2 separate regions of the Homo sapiens genome follow, and region 2 is linked to region 1. Evidence: read pairs that join two places in POLR2A ChIA-PET (ENCODE). Cell type or tissue: PC-9. All regions are shown on one strand.

Region 1 (2,500 bases):
TTCTGTTATCTTCATTTTTCAAACGATGAAATGGAAATTGAAAGTTGTTATGTAACTTATCTGTGGTCATACCACTATGTGATAGAACCATGATTTAAGACCAGATCTGCCTGATTCCTAAAGTGTATTTTTCCCCCCACTCTACCATGTTGCCTCCAAGGGTGAAAGCCATGATGATAAAGGAATGGCATGTTCTGGTTAAGTGGATATTTTTGTTAACATGGGTCACCCATTTCAAAACATTAGAATGTACAAGACTAAAAGATGCACTGAACATTAAAACTAATTGAATATAGTTTATAAAATCATTTACTTGACCTATAACTTTTTAATTACAACGTAGAAAGCATCTTTTTAACCTTTATGGCTACTTCAGTTTCAGGTAAAGTATAACGTTCTGTGTATTCCAACTCAGAGCACAAGAGAAAGCTTTTAGTCAATTAAAATAGCCTTTACAGAAATAGAATTTTAGATCTAAAAGCAGAGATTGCTGAAACTTACTATAATCCTTATGATAATAAACTCTACCCAGATCAAATGGAAAAAACAGGGCTAATTTTTGGTGGCCATGCATATATCCCTAGTTATTTTAAAGTGTTAGAGTAATTTTAGAAGTAAGCTTTTTATGTGTGTTTATATGAAGGATTTATTACTTAATAGAAACACTTTTCAAAAAGTTTGCATTTTTCTTAAGTAATTTAAAATTCATTAAGTATTTCTTAAAGATAGCTATGGAAATCAATTCTAGATGTTCATTTACTAATACTTATATCAGCTTTTTATTTTTCTAAGAAAAGTAAAAACACTAAGATAAACACACACACACATATATATATCTCTCGCAGTTTTTCTAAATTTTCATTCACTGTTAGGAATAATTTTTGAAGACTTTAAGAACACTAAAATAGAGTTGTATTTTAGGTAAATGTTTAGCAGTTACATTCTAGAATGATGTCTTTATAATTTTTTTGAAGTATGCTACCAGTAAATTGACCGTTACAGAATTCCTCTGTTAGCTAAGATTTGTTCTTGTGTAACTTTGAGGCTTATTATAAGAAGTTTAAAAAAAAGAGAGAGAAAGCATACTGATCTCCCTTCCCTGAGAAAGGTAGATTTTATCTTATAATTCAGCAACTGCATACTGTCATGCATGGCCTGAGGCATCTCGCATACTTGTGGGTAGTCAGGTTGAACCAGGCCCAGAAAAGCCCGCTTTTCAGTTAGTTCATGCCCTGGCCTGCTTTAGACGTAGTCCTCAAGGGCTGATTCTGCCTCACAAATAGTATTGAATATCTCTGCTCTGAGGAAAATACTTTCATCTATTCCAAATTAAGTGACAAAGAGCTTTAAGCTCTGCTAATTTATTAATAGTTGGGGATTTTTTGTTTTGTTTTTTGTTGTTTTTTCAGCAAACTTTGAAATAGGAAACATCACAACTGGATTTTACTTGGGTTAGCAAGTTGATAGCAGGCCCAGTATTAATATCGCTGTGGGAAAGAGAATCTATATTTGCCCTTTATCCCATACCTTCACTCACAGTAGTTAGAATATGTAGTCTTCTTATATTTATGGAGTTTCATGATATGGAACCTAATATTTTTGCCTCTGCTTGAGGATAGAAAACAATTATGGTAATTACAGGAGAGACAGAAATAAATGGAAAAAATGTAGATAATTTATAAAGCAGTTTATTACAAATAAAACCTTTAAAAAGCAGTCTCAATTACTTAAAATGCATCAGATGGATATTAGCTTAGATAAATGTAAGTACTTTGAATCTGGGCCAAAAGCCAAATGTAGCATAGAACCTATTCATAGGAGAAAGCAGAGCAAAACAAGAGAAATTGTTTAGAAAGCTTTAATGCTGCTTTAGGTCTCGTTGATATCTAAAGAGCATTTATATAAGAGAATTAGGGTAGAATATGCTCAAGAATGTTTATTGAAATAGTTGTGGATGGCATGTTGGGCAATGATGTTTTGTGGCAGATGGAATTTACATAATAGTTCTTGTAATCTGTGTCATCTTCTGATCTCTAGAGAAATTTAATAGAGCTGACAATAATGGAGAGTTAACATTTGGCCATTTTTGAAAAAGTATCTTTTGGAGGTATCAGTGGAATAACACATTAGTAATATGTGGAGACAATGTACTGAAATAGTGTCTCTGAGATAATATGTGTGAGTGTTAGAGCGATTAATAAAAAAAGTTTATTTTCAGGTTCTTAAGCTTACTGATTAATAAAACATTAATAAATGACACATAAAGAATATGATAGAATCCCAATTCTAAAGGATTCTCTCTCTGGTGGTGTCCATTTTTAATGGTGAAACCAAGAGGACAGTTGATTTGGGGAAAATGTTGGGTCTTGTGCTGGTAAATTGTAAAAGTAACTTATGCTCAATGTAAAACTGTCAGAAAAATATTTTAAAAACCACATGGAAGTGAAACACCCAGCAATAGCTGCTGTTATAATTTTTGTAGATGTACTGTCATGCTTTT
Region 2 (2,500 bases), 1.6 Mb after region 1:
TCTGTCTTTTCTCTGTCTCTTTTTTCTTCCCTTGCCTTTTAGTTCTTATGTCTCACTGTTTTTAGTTGGTTTCCTTAATTTGAGTCTCTCTTCTTTCTTTTCTGATCTTTATTTTCAGTCCTGTTCATTGAACTCCAAGAAAATAACATATGTAGGAAATGTAATTCTAACTGTGGTTTAGTAGATGAGACCATGGAAGGCTAGGAGGTAACTGTAGAATTAAAAATTAGAGTTTCAGTTTTTGAAGAGTGTTGCCAACAGCACAGGCAATCTTGTCAGAGAAAGAATTATCCTAGTTTTTCCTTTTGCTGGGAAATTGTGAGTTGAACCAGATTTCCAGCAAGCAAAATACATTTTAATAGGTATTCTCTTTTCCTAGCTCAAAATAGTTTTTTTTATTTAGAGGAAAATGTATTTTGTTTCTACTTGAGGAATTTGAGGTTTATTGCTATTTTTATAAAGTGAATAGACACTATTTTATGTGTCTTCTGTTACAAAAAGAACAACTTTCTAGATGGGAGAGATGATTAACTTGCATATCAGGGTTAGGCTAATTACTACTATCTGTAATTTTCCCAAAATATATCTGGAAGCTGCTTAATTGCTATAGCATTTTTAAAAAATCTCTTTCCTTTCTCATAGTTTTTCCCACCATAGATAATTCTCAATTATTTCAGGGAAGTTGCCTATCTTTGTATCCCCTGAAGCTTCTAACATTTTAGTTTCTTAGTAAATACTTGTTGAACAAAAAGAAATACCAATCTAGTCCAGTCTCTGGCAGTAAATACTTGTTGAACAAAAAGAAATACCAACCTAGTCCAGTCTCTGGCCCTTGTTACCTGTTTTTTGTAGTTTGTTACCTGTTCATAGAATCATTTAGGATTTTTGCTTCTGGGTAATAGTGCCACTGTAATTCCCAGAGCTTTAAAATGGTGTCTTAATTTAGATCTTTTGTTAGCTCCGTTCCAAAATTTCTTCCTCATTGTACAATGTAAATAGGGCAAAGATAAAAAAATCCAGGCTTATTCCTTTTTTTTGGTGAAATACTAGATATCAAATGGATATCACATTCATTTATTTGTTCATTATTCTCACAATAGCCAAATCGAATCTTAAATAAAGGGATCAATAGAGATGATTTAAAAGATCATGTCAACTGAAAAACATTTAGCAGTATGGCATTTTCTCCTATAGTTGTGGTCTTTGAATACATCATAATTTTCAATATTTTCCCTTCCTAGAAAATAAATACAGGCAATCTCTGTTGCCTTAAAGGGTTTTACAAGTAAGTTTTATTACTTGAGGGTGCAGAAATGCCAAGCTATTCCAGGCAAGTGACCAAATAATGTCTGGGACTCTTTTTCTGGCAAAACAACTAACTATCTTTTCAGGTTCATGAGAACCAAATAGGACTTCAGCTGATTTTTTTTCTTTTAAAATAGAATTATCTATTGGCAGGACCTTATCTCTAATCTTTTTCTAGCTTTCTGTTTTCTTGTAGGACTATTTTGATTTATTGTGAGCCATTTTGCAGGGTTTTATTTACAAGTTTTACCTAACTTGGAACAAGAAATAACATTTGTTTGTTTGCAGATGCCTAGTACAATGTAAAATAGCATAAGCGGTTATATAAGAAACAATGAATTATATTGCCTATGTAATACAAAGTAGCTACCACAACTAAAGAGAAAGACAAGCTACTTCCTTCTTACTTTGATCTTATGGCCCCTGGAGTTAATTTGGGGCAGGAAATGCCAGTGCTGGAGGGCTGCCACGTCATTGGACAAAGTGAGAGCTTTTGGTTATTTTCTTTATGAGCTGTCACCCTAGTTTTGCTAGTGCTGAAGTGACAATAGCAGAAGAAAAGCTTTAGCTAAAGGGACCTTGTTTTTTTCCAGTGGAACAAAAACATCAAGATTACTCTAGGCAATATGACATTATTCACATTCACTAAATCTTTTGAAAAGAATGAATGGAGTACCTTTTTGTATTTTAAAGTAGGTTTATACAAAGGTGTAGCACAAGGCTGGTCACGGTGGCTCAGGCCTGTAATCCCAGCCTTTTGGGAGGCCTAGGGGAGCAGATAGCTTTGAGCTCAGGAGCTCGAGACCAGCCTGCGCAACATGGGGAAACCCCATTTGTACAAAAAAAACCCCACAAAAATTAGCTGGGTGTGGTGGCTCATGCCAGTAATCCCAGCTCCTCAGGAAGCTGAGGCTGGAGGATCACTTGAGCCTGGGAAGCAGAGGTTGCAGGGAGCTGAGATCATGTCACTGTACTCCAGGCTGGGAAACAGAGTGAGACCCTGTCTAAAAACAAAAAACCAAAACCAAAAGTTGTAGCATATACATCTGTACTTTAACTGAATGAGATTTTTAAAGTATAATTTCTTAAATCATTCATATTAAAGTTCTCATAAAAATCCAAGACTAGTTTCTGTTCTCCTTTGTTAGAGCTGTTGAAATACCACTTAGTTTTTAGAAATGGACTGCTTCTGACT

The links. Peaks named below come from ENCODE experiments on the same cell type or tissue, not always from the same donor. Only the 100,000 strongest peaks of a DNase experiment are listed, where the experiment ranks them.
Region 2: POLR2A ChIA-PET joins it to region 1 with 11 read pairs; 1 of 35 experiments calls an interaction of 5 or more read pairs at or near these places.

The regions. Positions count from the first base shown.
Region 1 is chr7:112,768,936-112,771,435 of GRCh38, reverse strand. The region is part of intron 4 of TMEM168 (transmembrane protein 168); the gene reads left to right. Among named protein-coding and RNA genes, the nearest start is that of TMEM168, 20 kb to the left of the region's middle. In PC-9, no CTCF peak of the experiment used is centred here; a DNase peak (open chromatin) is centred at 1,155.
Region 2 is chr7:111,137,655-111,140,154 of GRCh38, reverse strand. All of the region lies in intron 3 of IMMP2L (inner mitochondrial membrane peptidase subunit 2), which reads left to right. Among named protein-coding and RNA genes, the nearest start is that of LRRN3, 48 kb to the right of the region's middle. In PC-9, no CTCF peak of the experiment used is centred here; no DNase peak of the experiment used is centred here; H3K27ac peaks cover 954 bases.